Linked DNA regions of Mus musculus: regions 2 and 3 are each linked to region 1. The links are chromatin loops, found by intact Hi-C in ENCODE. Cell type or tissue: heart. All regions are shown on one strand.

Region 1 (5,000 bases):
ATCTATATACTTTTTTTTTATGAATGTATGTGCATGTGTGTACAGGGTACACCTGAAAGTCTGAGGACAAATTCAAGTGTCATCCTTGGAAAGGCTGTCCACTTTTTCTGAGATGAGGTCTCTCCCTGGCCTCCAGCTACTACCAATTAGGCTAGATCGGCTGGCCAGCTAGCACAGCGGGCTCTTCTGTCTCTGCTTTCTCAGCGTTGGTGTTATATGCACACCACTATGCCTAGCAATTTTTACTTGGATTCTGGGGACTGGAACTCAGTTCTTCCAATCGCAAGGCAAGTGTTTTCCTGACTGAACCATCCTCAGGCCAGGTCTTGTTATGTCAGAGCCTAGCATAGCTCTTGCTTGGTATGTAATCATCATTGATTCTCATTTAAGGTTAGTTTGAACAATATGTTGAATGTAGCTTAAATTTATCAAGCCCTGAAACACCACCTTCCATGGCAAGTCTTTAAGACATGCACGTTTATTTAACACCAATGAAGCATCCAATACAAACAGCACACACGACTCACTAGGTACGCCCTGGATTGGAATGAATAAACTTTGGGCAATTTCAGGCCTTCCCCTGCTCAGGGACAATTTGCCTTTCTTTTATTGCTTCTCGGCGTTCTTATGGGGATCCCTTTTCTTTTCTTTTTTTTTTTTTTTAAAGATTTATTTTTATTTATTATATGTAAGTACACTATAGCTGTCTTCAGACACTCCAGAAGAGGGCGTCAGATCTTGTTACAGATGGTTGTGAGCCACCATGTGGTTGCTGGGATTTGAACTCTGGACCTTCGGAAGAGCAGTCGGGTGCTCTTACCCACTGAGCCATCTCACCAGCCCGGGGATCCCTTTTCTTCTTAAAGGAAATGTGAATGTTGCTACTTAGCATTTTGGAACCTTGTGATAGTTTCTAATTGCCTTCAAGAAAAAGTCCAATCCCTTAATACTGCCTGAAAAGCACTTCTGCGAACTCTGCTCAGCTGTGTGATATCATTACACTACTAAAACCCTACCCCCATTCACCTGGAGACCTCCTTCACAAGCTGTTAGCTTCGGCTAGAATGCTCTTTCTCTACACACCTAGCAGCAATAAAAAGCAAGTGCTAGATTGAATTCTTCCCAAACACGGGACATTTTTATGAACCACTTCGCTCATTATGAAGTGGATACTTACTTAATCTCAAATGTACAAAGGAGACACAGAGAAGCAAGCAGGTTCCAAAGGCAGGTCTGAATTCAAGGATGCTGTAAACACTCTCCCCACTCCCCAACAGTTCTCAGTAGGAGTTCAACTCTTTAAATCCCCTCTAACAGCTGATGTTAACACTAGACACTAATTCACATCTTATGCCTCATTAGCCGGAGGATAAATAAGCCCTCTGAATTCAGGTCCGACTGCATCTGGTTAACTTTTGCATCCCCAGCTCCTTGGGAACATGTAATTAACATTAACAAATACCTGTTGGATATTTAAATGAGTGAACACTGCGTCCACGCAGAGATAGCAGCTTAGAATTTCCCTGGGCAGCATCACTAGGCTTACCAGATTGGGATCTATATAGCATGCATCTCAACCTCACCCTTTTGGCAGTGTGAAACTTTATATATTCTTTTGTGACTTCGTCAGGCTGCCACGATTCCTTAAATGCTGCCCACACCCGTCCTTTTCATAACAGGGATTTGTCTTTTGAGAAAATCTTTTAGAGAAGATTTCTAAAACCCTAATATCAATTTTTCACTTCACTGCGGTTCAATTGTCTTCACGCCTCTCCCCTTTAAAAAAAGGTGGTGGTGGGGGGAGCAAATTGGAAATCAATGAGGGGAAAACTTTTTTTTAAAAAGTGAATTTCGAATGCAGAGTAGGAAAACATTCCAGCACATTTGGAATTGGGTCTTCCCGTGCTGCCAAGGTAGCACTGTCCCAGGTGGCACCTTTGAGAGAAAAAAATCCCGAGGGCCATCAAAGCGGAGGAAACAGGTGCTGCTCTAAGCAGGGGTTTGGTGGCATCCAGGGTTCTGGCTCCATCTTTTGACAAAGAGCCCAGAAGCTAAGGCTATCTGGCCAGTAGTCCATCACCTTCGAGGGGGAGGATTTAAAAAAAAAAAACAAAAAAAAAAAAACAAAGGCTAGAGGGGTGGCGGAGCACAGGGAAAGGGAGAGGAAACGTGACAAACGGAAGCAAACTCTCCTCTCCGGGGAGCGAGGTTGGGCTGCGTCCCCTTCCAAGGACCTGAGACGGACTGTCATTTTGTGTTTTCCCCTCCAAGCGGACTACCACCGGGTCTCGTGAGAGCCTCGGCGCCGCCGCCGTGGGGAAGGCCTCCCTCCGAGGGCTCGGGCTGAAGCAACCGCCTCCGGTCAGCTCGCGGACGCCCCGTGGGGGCCACGCCTGCGGTCCCCCACCCCCGGGCCAGGCCTCCTACCCACAAGGCCCCGCGCCACTCGCGCAGGCGCAGAGGCGGCGAGCGTCTCAGGAAGAGGAAAATGGCATAAACAAGTCGGGAGGACCCGGAGCGCGAGCCGACGAGCGAGCGGAGGGCAAGAGTTTAAAAACAAACCGGCGGCTCCCTCCCGCCGTGCCTTTGCCCCACAGCTTCCGGTCGCCGCCGCCTCAGGGTCGTTTCTCCCCGCAGCCCCGGCCGCGCGCCCACCGCGGCGTCCCGCGCGGCCCCTTTAAGGACAGCGGAGAGGGAGAGGGAGAATCCCTGCTCGCCGCCCGCCCGCCCTTCCCCCTCCCCGGGCGGCTCCGGCTCCCTCAGCGGGGCCCAACCCGCCCGCCCGGCTTCCATCCGGCTCCGGCGGCGGCTCCTTCCCGCCCTCGTCTATGGTGGCGGCGGGGGACGCGGCTGCGGCGTGGCCATGAACAGTGGCGGCGGCGGTGGCCTCCCGCCGCCCTCGGCCGCTGCCTCGCCGTCGTCGTCCTCGCTGGCGGCGGCCGTGGCGGTGGCGGTGGCGGCCTCGTCGGGCGTCGGGGGCGTCCCCGGCGGGCCGGCGGCGGCGGCGGGCGTGAAGCTCAAGTACTGCCGCTACTACGCCAAGGACAAGACGTGCTTCTACGGCGAGGAGTGTCAGTTCCTGCACGAGGACCCAGCCGCCGGCGCGGCCCCGGGGCTTGGCCTCCATAGCAACAGCGTCCCGCTGGCGCTAGCGGCCGCGGCCGGGGCCGCCTTTCCTCCGGGAGCGCTCCCGGGCGGGGGAGCGGGGCCGCCCGCGGGGCCCAAGAAGCCGGAGCTGGGCGTCCCGGGGGCGGCGACCGCGGGCGGCGGACTCGATGGCCCGCGGGTGGCGAGTAAGTGAGGCCCGGGCGGGGTGGTGCGGTGCGGGGTTGGTGCGGTCCGGGCGCGGGGAGGAGGCCTGAGCCTGCCCGCTTCCCCTCACCTCCGGGCCGCAGGAGAGGCCTAGGCCCTGCGCAGCCCTCCTTCCTTCTTCCTGTTTCCTCTCTGGGCTCCGCCGCTCGGGGCAAACCCCGGAGCTAGGGGAGGCGGGTTCCCGGGAGCGTGGGTGGACGGACGGTCGTGGTGTAATTGGGGTGGGGTGGGGGGCGCTGGGAGTGGGGTGCGGGGAGCAGGGGGGATGGGCTGCGGAGTGGAAGCAAGGGGGTGTCGCTTCCGGGTTTGTGTGTGTGTGTGTGTGTGTGTGTGTGCGCGCGCGCGCGCGTGTGCGTGGAAAGGGGCTGGGTCTGCGAGCACATGTGTCGGTGCGTGCTCGCGTGGAGCGCGGGCTGCCGAAAGTTGCCGGCTGGGAACTCCTTCTAAAGGATGTCCGGGGCCAGGGGTGGGGGTGCGGGGAGGAGAGGTGTATGAAGATCAGCTTTATTCATTTATTTATTTTTAAGTAAGCACAGGTTTAATAGAGAGCTTAGGTTAGGAATTTCCCAAGACTTGCGCTCAGGCAGGTTTCTGGAAAGCCAGAGTAAGTGAACTGGGCGTCTGCAGGGATCTTGTCTTTCCCATGGCGTTATACCGAGTGAACTTGCTCAGCACTGGGCCTCAAGAGCGTCTCGCACCCCGAAGGCTTTCGTGAGAAGAATTTAGGGCTGTGTACGTTATAGCTGTTAAGTTAAGTGGAGTTTGCTGTTACTGTAAATGCTTTGAACATTAGAATTAGATGCTTGATTTCCTCTAGTTTTAGATCTTGTGATAACTTGATAGTCAAGTTAACTTGAACTTCAGAACAATCTGTCTTTAACACAAACAACCTGATAAAGTGGTTTACTACTTACTGGGATAATTTATTTTTAACAGCCCCCCCCCTTTCTTTTTTTTCTTTTTTTTTTTTTTTTTTTTTTTTTTTTGGTCTCTTGTTTACCGAAGCTTAAATGGTAATAAATTTAGATGCTTTGTAAAGAAGTTAATTTCCTGGTGGGATGTAGCCGTTAATTTTTTAAAAATTACGTGTGTGTGTGTGTGTATGTATGTATGTATGTGTGTGTGTGTGTCATTGTCAGTGTGCTCTCACATAGCATGAATGTAGAAAGGTAAGAGGACAGACAGTTTAGGGGAGTCATTGCCCTCCTACAGCATGGGTCCTAAAGCTGGAACTCAGGTGGTCAGCCTTGGCAGTAGGCACTTTAACTACTAAGGCTTAACAAGCAAGCGTTGTCTTTGCCCCCTTCCTCCTCTTCTGTTTCTTTTTTCAGACAGGGTTTCTCTCTGTGGCCCACACTTGTCTGATCCCCCTGCCTCAGCCTCATGAGCTGGGAGTATAGGTTTGCCATCATGCCCAGTGGAGCTTTTGTTTAAGGTAAATTGTATGAAATGAAGTTGTGCCTCTGGTTCATTTAAGGATAATGTTTGATTGGTAAGGAATGAAAAAAACAGTATCTGTCCTAAGTTGGCTTTTTGTTGCTGCTTTAAAACACCATAACCAAAAGCAGCTTGGGGAGGAGGGAAGGTTTATTATGCATTAGAGTCAGTTATTGAGGGAGCCACACACAAGCTCAAGGTATGAACCTGGAGGCAGCAACTGAAGCAGAGACCAAGGAAGGAGGCTGCAT
Region 2 (5,000 bases), 430 kb after region 1:
AGCTTTTATAGTACTAGAGTACTATACAACTATATAACTGTTTGAGATAGATGTTACCGTCGCCTCGTTGTAGACGTGAGAAAACAAAGACATGTTAAGTAAATATACCCAAGGAGACATGTTAAGTAAATATACCCAAGGACCCAGCCTGAGTTCAGAGTTGCTCCAAATACTACACTGTATTGCTTTAAGTGTTAAAATAAATGGTCCTGTGTTTGGCCACCACGACTTAAGCCACCATTACTTAAGGCAACGACTTTAAGACTCACTGGGCCAATAGTCAAAGGATAAGAGCTGGCTCATTTGGTAGTAAAGTATGTCTTAGTTAGGGTTTCATTGCTGTGAACAAACACCAAGACCAAGGCAACTCTTAAAAGGACAACATTTGGGCTGGTGAGATGGCTCAGTGGGTAAGAGCACCGGACTGCTCTTCCGAAGGTCCGGAGTTCAAATCCCAGCAACCACATGGTGGCTCACAACCATCCGTAATGAGATCTGACTCCCTCTTCTGGAGTGTCTGAAGACAGCTACAATGTACTTACATATAATAAATAAATCTTAAAAAAAAAAAGGACAACATTTAATTGGGGCTGGCTTACAGGTTCAGAGAGTCAGTCCATTATCATCAAGGCAAGAACACAGCAGCATCCAGACAGGCGTGGTGCAGGAGGAGCTGAGAGTTCTGCATCTTCATCTGAAGGCTGCTAACAGAAGATTGGCTTCCAGGCAGCTAGGGTGAGGGTCTTAAGCCCATGCCCACAGTGACACACCTACTCCAACAAGACCACACCCACTCCAACGAGGCCACACCTCCTAATAGTGCCACTCCCTGGGCCAAGCATATACAAACCATCACCGTATGTAAAGGAGAATTATTAGACCTGCCCATGCAAACAATGAACTGGGTGTGTGTGTGTGTGTGTGTGTGTGTGTGTGCATATTGAGCCCAAATCAGAAAATGCTGGGAACTGAACATAGATCTTTTTTCATTTTTCTAGCCCTTATAACTGCAGCTTAAGAAAAAAAAATCTCAGGGCATCATGGCCCATGCCTGTAATGGTAGATTCAGGAGACAGAGACAGGAGGATTATGAGTACACACTCACGTTCAGACACAGAGTGAGCTGGTGGGCAGTGTGAGCTACTGGAATCCTACTTCAAAAACATAATCATTTAATGTTTGTTGACTGCACATGCTGAGTGATACAGAGTCAGTCCTGAACACTTGCTGAACATTTCTTTTAGTACTGGGCAATGAAATTATAAAAAAAGGAATTTCCTTACGTGTGAGATGCTGGAATTTTCCTGGAGGAACAGATATGTAAATAGATATCTTAAATGCACTTAACAAAGAAAGGGCTCATGGGATCAGGCCAAAGACATGTTGGTATGGTGATGGTCTTTGGTTTTATGTATCTGTGTACATGAGTACAGTTCAAGGCCAGAAGAGGGCATTGGATCGTCTTAAGCTGAGTTACAGATGGCTTTGAGCCTCCTGATGAGAGTGATGTGAAAGGAACCCGGGTTCTCTGAGAGGAGACAGTCTGGGCATATCAGTGAAGTCATTTACATCATTTTAAAAATGATGTACCCTGAATGTGGGAGGCGCCATCCCATAGGCTGGGGTCCTAGGCTGAGTAACAAGACAAAAACAAGAGGACGACATTCATTTCTCTCTGCTTCTGACTGCAGAACCCAAGTGACCAGCCGCCTCATCCTCCGGCCAGCACAGCTAAGACCTGTTTTGTCTTCTTCTCCTTCGTGCTATGCCATACTCTCATAATGTGAGCAACAGGGCTGGAGAGATGGCTCCGCGGTTAAGAGCATCTGTTGCGTCCCTTTCCCAGCACCCAGAGGGTGGTTCCCAACCATCTACCTATAACTCCAGTCCTATAAGACCCTAAGACTCTTTCGTGTTGGCAAACACCGCTAATGTTGCAAAAGAGTGTGAGGGCACCAGGCACACACCTGATGCACACGCAGACAGTCAAACAAAACGTTTTAGAGGAATCCTTTAAAAATTAATTTTAAAAAGCTTAATGAAAAGCCGGGCGTGGTGGTGCACGCCTTTAATCCCAGCACTTGGGAGGCAGAGGCAGGCGGATTTCTGAGTTCGAGGCCAGCCTAGTCTACAGAGTGAGTTCCAGGACAGCCAGGGCTACACAGAGAAACCCTGTCTCGAATAACAAAAAAAAAAAAAAAAGCTTAATGAAAAGACTTAGGGAGATGACTCATGTACAACATGTAGAACCACGTTATTTGTAATTCTAAGAGCCTGACATACGTTAGCTCTGATGACCCTGACTTAAAATTGTCACCACCACCACCCCCATGTCACCGAAAAGGACTTAGTCCCAGGGAACCTCCCAAGTCTTTGCTGTCTTCCAGTCTGGCCACACTGACCATATCGCCGCCTTCTGCCTCCCGCTTTTAAGTTGCTTATTATGAACGAACCGGTGGCCAGACCTGACTTGGGACTCAGGTTGTGATTGCCCCCCAAGTTCGGAAATATCCACACCCCACAACCCTGGAGCCCGCCTCTGCCTGAGGCTCGGTGCCTAAGCTAGCTTGGTCCTTTCCTTAGGTTCTACACATACCCAGCCTCGGACCTTCGATTTATAAAACCGTAAAGGCCTGTTGTCCCACTTTTGACTCAGCAGAAGGACTTTATGTAAATCACCACCGTGCGTCCTTGGATGGCCCGTGGGAAGTCTGTGCATTTGCACACGCCCATCTAACACCGTCCCGCGAGGCCAGGGCCAGTGCACACCCGAGCTGCGCCCTTGGCCCTCGCTCACCGGGGGACAGCGAGCGTGGGAGCCCCGGCCCAACGCTACTCCCTGCTCCTCCCACGCCCCCTTTCCTTCCTGGCCGGAAGGACGCACTTCCGGCGGATGGGGCGGAGGGGTGGGCGTCTCGGCCCCGGAAACGGAAGTGAGCGGTTTGGCCGGCGGACTCGAGCAGGTTTATAGATCTCACAGAGCTGTTTCAAAGATGGTGAGTGAGCGCGGAGGGCCGCCGTCGCGGCGGGTACTCGTGGTGCGGGCACGATCGCGACTGCCCGGTCCCGGCGGGTGTCTGACGTGGGCGGGACCCGGGCTGCACTCTCTCGGGTGGTCCTGGCTCCGATCGGACGGCGCGGGTCAGTTCCCCGGGCCTCCCAGGCCACAGCGCCCCTTCCCAGCAGTGGAGGCGGATGCACTCCATGCACTGGGCACCTCCGAAAGCCAAGCCTTGTGTGCGTGTTGGGACACGCCACGTGCCTTCTCCCTTAGGGTGACTGCACCCCTACACCCGCCAAGGCGCACGACCGCCCGTTGCATTCGTACAGCTCAGCCTCGGTTTACAAACATCTCTCTGTGTGCCATGTGTCGCTCCCGTTTTGTTCGTATAGTTAGTGCTTGAACTCCCTCGCATCCCCCTCTGGCCTCTCCTCCCCTTCTGGCCTCTCCTCCTGCCCCACTTTCTGTTTCTCTTTGAGCATAGTCCTGAGTCACTATGGCACTCCTCCGCACGCCATCTGCCCACGTCCAGAAAGCTTGGATTGGCAGAGACCGCTAACCAGTGTAAAGGAATGTGAGAAACGCTGAAATATGAATGGTTTTTAGGTCTTCATAGACTTAACTTGTATCTGACACTGAACTAGAACCTTAAGGAGTCCTCATATTTTACAAAAGGACACCGGGACGATAGTAACAGCAATACTAGAGTTCAGAATTTCCCCTTTGTGTGTAGCGAAACTTCTCCTTTGGTGCTTTTCAGTACATCTGTCCCCAGGAGAACACTGTACTGTAGTGGTGTCAGTCAGCATTGGGACAGCTATAATCATAGACAGGGCCAGTCCTGGAAGTCTGTGCTTGACTGGCAGTCACGGAGTAGGTGACTGTCCAGGATAGATTACCTGTTGTCTTCCTGATCCCCGTGGTTTCCTGTGTGAAGAGTGGGGACACCAACAGTACCAGGCCCTTGAATTATAGAGTTGGAGCCCCGAACTCTATTTCTCAGATGTTAATGAGGTCTAGAAGGAGATTGTTAGCGATTTTGTTGGTGAGGTGGTGTGTTTTGGGGAAACCTTGTGCAGAATTGGGGAGACTGGTGAGGCTCAAGCAAGACCCAGTTGGGGCTGCTGACATTCCCCCCCATGCGAGCTGCCAGGTCAAATACACAGGTGAAGTAAGTCTATCAACTAGCTGCTTTCTCAGAATTGTTTGGTCTAGACTAGTAACAGAGACCAGGTCACCTGTATCTAAGCAGTTTGTGCTGTCAGATGTCGGGTGACAGTGACAGTTCCAAAGGAGCTGTTTTTAGCCTTTTGCACTGTTTCAACTAGCTGCATTTATTTTTAATCATAGAAGACAGCTCCTCCCCCTTTCTGTCAGATCCTATGACCTCATGTCTAGGTGTCATGCCGTAATTCCACCTCTGGTATTATATTTGACCTGCCTGTTCCCTGGGGTTCTGTCCTCAGCCTTTTCATTGGGTTAAAACACTACAGCCAATGGGAAGGTTCTTTCCAGTGAAGCAGATCTGGCTGATCATACCAAGATTAGGGTAAAGCTCAAGTTTTTTGGTACATACGACTGTCCACCTTTGAATTTTACCCCTTCAATCATGTCAGTCATCTCAAACTGGCCGTAGTTTGTCTTCATTCCTTTTCTTTTTCTTCATACGATGCTCTCCCTGCTGCCACATTTAGAAGTCAGAGCAGGAGTCTTTCTACCTTCGGATGCGGTGCTCAATGTACCCCGTGCGCTGGCTACCGCAGCACTTAAGGCTCTCTCTGTAGATCCTGGGTTCCTTAAGGGCACGGTTCTTAGCGCCTCTGTCCTCTAACCAGCGCATTGACTTTGTGTTGTAGAACGCCAGAGGTCTTGGGTCGGAGCTGAAGGACAGTATTCCAGTCGCGGAGCTCTCAGCCAGCGGGCCTTTCGAGAGTCACGATCTTCTCCGGAAAGGGTATGTCGGGGAGCTGGGGCTGTGTCTCGCTCGTTCTCACGAAGC
Region 3 (5,000 bases), 100 kb after region 1:
GTCCTCCACTGTTCAACTTTGGTTTGTTTCAAAAGAAGTTTTAGTTTACTTTAGGGTAAGACAAGTTTCAGAACAAGAAGGAAGGAAATGATGGGATGAGAAATAAGAGTCCCGGGCCCTGTTCTGTGTTTGGCTTCATGCGACAGTCTGCGGCTGTTGGGGATTTAGAGGCACTCTGACACCCATGTGTTTGCATGCCGTTCCTATCTTAGTTCCCCTTGGCTGTGCCTACCTTAGCAGGCTGCCTTGGTTGATATCTGGTATCCAGTAGGCAATGTGGGAAGGAATCGTGATGTGAGTGAGCACAGAGCACACCTCCAGCAGCAGATTTCTTCCATCTAAGTATGGTCTACTCCTCCTCTTCTCATGGACTGTTATTTCTTAGTGTCTTCTGCTGCTGCGTTATACTTAGGAACTCATTGGCCTAATTTTTATCTTCATCCAAAAGTGACTAATGAGCTAGGTGTGCACTAGGGAGTAGGCTGAAGGCAGGTCAGTGAGTTTGAAGATAGAATAGGCTACTTTGAGCCGGAATGTGACTGAAAATTACTAAATACTAGTGATTTAGATATGTCTTAAGAAAGTTATGCTACATTTTTGGATAGTATTTAAAGCCAGTACTACCAGGAATCTAGAAACTTCTTGTCCAGGCTAAAAAAAAAATAAAACTCGTGTCTTAAGATTATCACTGTATATTTTAGATAGAATTTGACTAAGAAGCTGTGCACAAAACCTTGGGTTCAACCTCTAGCACTAAACTATTGCTTATTACTATAAAACAAGGCTACTTTGAATTTTCTGAGTCACTTTTTTGTGTTTTGCAGATGGGTACTATTTCACTTACTTTATTGTGTAATAGCTTGTAAAATGAGGCTTTTTTAAAAGGGAGATAGATATTACCTTGAATTACAACCAACCAGCTATTTTATAAGCCTGGGGCAACCATTTTATTATAAATAAAATTTTAAAATTATAATAAAGTGCCTTTATTTATAAACTGTCAGCTTTCACCCAGTTGTCACTCTCTTTACTTTTCAGTAAAATGCATTTCTCAGGTTTCTTTTCTCTTTTTATTGTATGGATGTAGAAGATTTTTGTATAGATTATTATAGCAAGGCCTAGAAGAGATTTACAGACAATCCCAAAGGGGAGGTTTGTTTTTTGTTTTGTTTTGTGAGGGCTCAGGAGAGAGGAGCGCATTGTTTCTTGTAGTCTATTTCTCACAGTCTGCTTCAGACACGTGATTAGAGACTGACTTTCAGTAAAGTGGACATAAGTAGAGCCATAGATAAAATCAGAGAAAAAAAACAAGAAACCAAGAATCAGGAAGACACTGAAAATGAGTTGGGGGGAACCTCCTGAATTCAACAAATGGGGGTAAAAACCAGATGGAGGTAAGAAGCAAAAAAAATGGAAAATTATTTAGCTGGAAAATACAGGGGAAAAAAGAGTTCCTTGAGTCATTAATGCCAAAATTTCTTAACTAATGAAGACTATTAATCTTTTATTTAAAAGTAAGTTGTAATGTAAATTCTTTTATGTAGTGTGTATATCTTCTTTCTGAGTTTACGTCCCGAGTCAGCTTTAGATAGGTGCAACACTCAGATACCCACGTAGCCCTCCTGTGGGCCCTTTGTTCTCACATAGGATATGAAATATTTTAGGAGGAAGGCATCAAACCAGGGTAGAGCCAGACTGAGACTTGTTCCGTTTCAAAGCTTGGGAGGCTGTCTGATGTTACAGTCTGCTCACACACTTGATAAATGAGCACCTGTAGTTTACTTTGCTGACTACAATGTATTGAAACCGTGTAGAAATGGGAAATACTACGTATTTCTCAAAGCCAAAAGTTTTGTACTTTCATCAGCACAACTTGGGAGATTTTATTTGTTCTTACGTTGACTGAAGGACTCCTAACTTTCAGTAGCCAGACAGGGATGACATTGGCACCTCCCACCAACCTGCGCCCTCCCACACCAGGCTGCAGTCAGGGTCCCTAAATCTGGTATTAATCCTTGGCTTCTTCCAACAAATTCAACATATTTTGTACATTTACTCAGTTTTCACCTGATCACAGAAACTCATGTGTAAAATGTCAGGGCTGTACTGGTAGTTTTGAATAAAATGTTGAGTTTGAATAGCTAAGTGTTTTAGTAATGGAGTCTAGCATGTAAACTATTTAGGTCAAATGTTAGGGATAGCCATCTGTTGCTGCAGTTCACTGGTGAATCCTTAGAACCCTTGGCTCCCTGCATGCCCATTTCATATTCTATCAAGGCCCCATGCTTCTCAGCCACTCAGAACAGACACACCAACCCCTAGACTTTATCACTTATTTTGAACTTATTTTGAACCACATGGTGGGTCACAACCATCTGTAACAAAAATCTGATGCCCTCTTCTGGAGTAACTGAAGACAGCTACACACACATAACCAAAACTCATGCGAGGAGGAGGCTACTTAGACATCATTTTATTTAATTTGGTTTGTATTTTAGCTCTTTGGATTTTTTTTTTTTTTTTTTTTTTTTTTTTTTTTTTTTTTTTGGTTTCTCGAGACAGGGTTTCTCTGTATAACCCTGGCTGTCCTGGAACCCACTTTGTAGACCAGGCTAGCCTCTTTCTCAGAAATCCACCTGCCTCTGCCTCCCGAGTGCTGGGATTAAAGGCGTGCACCACCACACCCGGCTCTTTGGATGTTTTTAATGTATGGCTAGATTTGAAAACTCCTATAAGAAAAAAAAATGTTCAGTAGATGAACATGGATTCAGTAACTGACTTGGTATCTCAGATCCTAAGTATTTATAGAAATCATCAGTAAAAGTTACTTCAATTGTATTCCATGCTTAAAGCAACCACATTCTTTTAGGCATGTGATGATTGTCATTGTAGAGGAGTATTGCTAGGGACTGTTTTGTTTGCTGGAGTTGTTTTGTTTTTTGTTTGTTTGTTTGTTTGTTTTTGTTTTTTGAGACAGGGTTTCTCTGTATAGCCCTGGCTGTCCTGGAACTCAGAAATCCGCCTGCCGGGGCTGGTGAGATGGCTCAGCGGTTAAGAGCACCGACTGCTCTTCCAAAAGTCCTGAGTTCAAATCCCAGCAACCACATGGTGGCTCACAACCATCTGTAATGAGATCTGATGCCCTCTTCTGGAGTATCTGAAGACAGCTACACACATATAATAAATAAATAAATCTTTAAAAAAAAAAAAAAAGCCTCTGCCTCCAGAGTGCTGGGATTAAAGGCGTGCGCCAGCATGCCCGGCTGTTTGCTGGAGTTGTAAGCAGTGCTCAAATTCTTTTAGAACAGTGGTTTTCAGTCTGGGGGTTGTGACCCCTTTAAAGGTCAAATGACCCTTTCCCAGGGGTCAGATATTAGATTGTTATAATCCATAACAGTAGCAAAACCACAGTTATGAAATAGCAATGAAAACAACTTTATAGGTAGGCGTCACCACCCCATGAGGAGCTGTATTAAAGGGTCACAGCGTTAGGAAGGTCCTGATGACCACTGTTAGAAGGAAAACCTCACGATAATGGACCATTTTTAAAACAAAAAATGGAGGGAAAAAGAATTCAAAGACCTATTATTATCAGTGAGCAAAAATAGCTCACTATTGGAAAACAAAGACACGGGGTGTCATTGATGTCTGCCGTTTTGATGTTCTATGATAACTGTGATCTGAATGCTTACTTGTAGGGGGCTGTCTTGTCTCCACATTCACATGGCTATCTTGAACTCAGGAAATGTGTGTTTAGTCACAGTGATCTTGGCAAAGCAAGCATGTAGTGGCCCTCAGTTCTGTGAAACGGGGAAGAGTATCAGTTGCATTTAAAATTTCAGAATAAAAATACAAATGTTGGAACAAGTGAGAGAGATAGCTCAGCACATTAAGACATCTATCATGTTAGCCTGGAGACCTCTTGAGGTGAATCTCTGTAGCCTGCATGTAAAGGTGGGAAGAGAAAGCTACTTCAGAGTTGTCTTGGTACCTGTCTCAACCCCCTCCTGCACCCATCCCCCACCCCCGAAAACATAAAAGCTTGTAAAAGCAACAGTTCCATAATTGGAATGTAAATTGTTTACAGTAATGTTTCCTAAAAGTATGGTGGTCCTAGAAATGCTTTCATTAGGATGACTTGGATGCCCTCAAATGTTTGGACCTATTAATTAAATGAGACTGTGACAGAGAGGCTCAGTAAAGTCACAGTGATTCTTACAAGTAACCATGCTCCTCGTGTCTCTCTGTCTCTCTCTCTCTCTCTTTTCTCTTTTTCTCTCTCTGTGTCTCTGTCTCTCTCTCATAATGTGCTATTCCTGTTAGGTGATGTGTTCAGTGTGTTTGAAAATATACCTGTAAAGCAGAAATTAAAAGTTATGTTTATTTTCTCATGTCAGCAAGCAGATCTGATATCATTAGGAAAAGTTGTGTTGGCTTTGGCTTGCAACTCTTTGGCAGGAATTCAGCGAGAAAATTTACAGAAAGCCATGGAATTGGTGACAATCAACTACTCCTCTGACCTGAAGAACCTCATCTTGTAAGTCCATGAAGCAGAGTGGTCCTCTGTGATTAAGATAGAGATTTCCATAGGAGCCGTCCCACTGTTTAAAGTTAGCAGACACAAGCAGTTATTGATTTCCTAATTTTTATTGATAACTATGTATTTCTTAGGATGGATATATAAACCAGTTTGTTAGTCACTTGGTCAGAGAGTGCCTTCTAGAGTTGTACTGATAGCCACTTGTTGCTAGCTCTTGGGTTACACTAGTCATACTGAAGAGCTCCACAGCCATGTATGTAGACCCCAGCTAAGGCATGGACAACAAAGAAATGAAAAGAGCCTTTTCATCTTTTGAGCTCCCTCGGCCAGTGTTGCTCTAGATAGTGAGAGATGCTGTAATGCAGCCTCCTTCAAAGTCCAGTTATGTGTATGAATCTCTGCTCCAGGGGTGCAAGTCAACGGAAGACTCCAAGAAGTCTTTGAATATAAGTTTGGGATG

Evidence for each region. Hi-C counts contacts between places; a loop is a spot of excess contacts. Peaks named below come from ENCODE experiments on the same cell type or tissue, not always from the same donor. Only the 100,000 strongest peaks of a DNase experiment are listed, where the experiment ranks them.
Region 2: a loop joins it to region 1, with 3 times the contacts of the local background. A loop is called at or near these places in 15 of 42 quality-filtered maps.
Region 3: it touches region 1 in a loop (2.0-fold over the local background); 14 of 42 quality-filtered maps call a loop at or near these places.

The regions. Positions count from the first base shown.
Region 1 is chr5:147,427,717-147,432,716 of GRCm38, forward strand. It overlaps Pan3 (PAN3 poly(A) specific ribonuclease subunit), which reads left to right and starts at 2,440. Exons shown (of 19, transcript NM_028291.5): 1 at 2,440-3,293. The coding sequence starts at 2,864. In heart, no CTCF peak of the experiment used is centred here; DNase peaks (open chromatin) are centred at 2,435, 3,155 and 3,565; H3K4me3 peaks cover 3,279 bases; H3K27ac peaks cover 2,460 bases.
Region 2 is chr5:147,857,696-147,862,695 of GRCm38, forward strand. It overlaps Pomp (proteasome maturation protein), which reads left to right and starts at 2,933. Exons shown (of 6, transcript NM_025624.3): 1 at 2,933-2,996; 2 at 4,858-4,955. The coding sequence starts at 2,994. In heart, a CTCF peak has its summit at 3,343; a DNase peak (open chromatin) is centred at 2,896; H3K4me3 peaks cover 2,569 bases; H3K27ac peaks cover 1,835 bases.
Region 3 is chr5:147,532,004-147,537,003 of GRCm38, forward strand. Pan3 (PAN3 poly(A) specific ribonuclease subunit) reads left to right here. Exons shown (of 19, transcript NM_028291.5): 14 at 4,398-4,537. Among named protein-coding and RNA genes, the nearest start is that of Pan3, 100 kb to the left of the region's middle. In heart, a CTCF peak has its summit at 2,406 (motif pointing left); no DNase peak of the experiment used is centred here.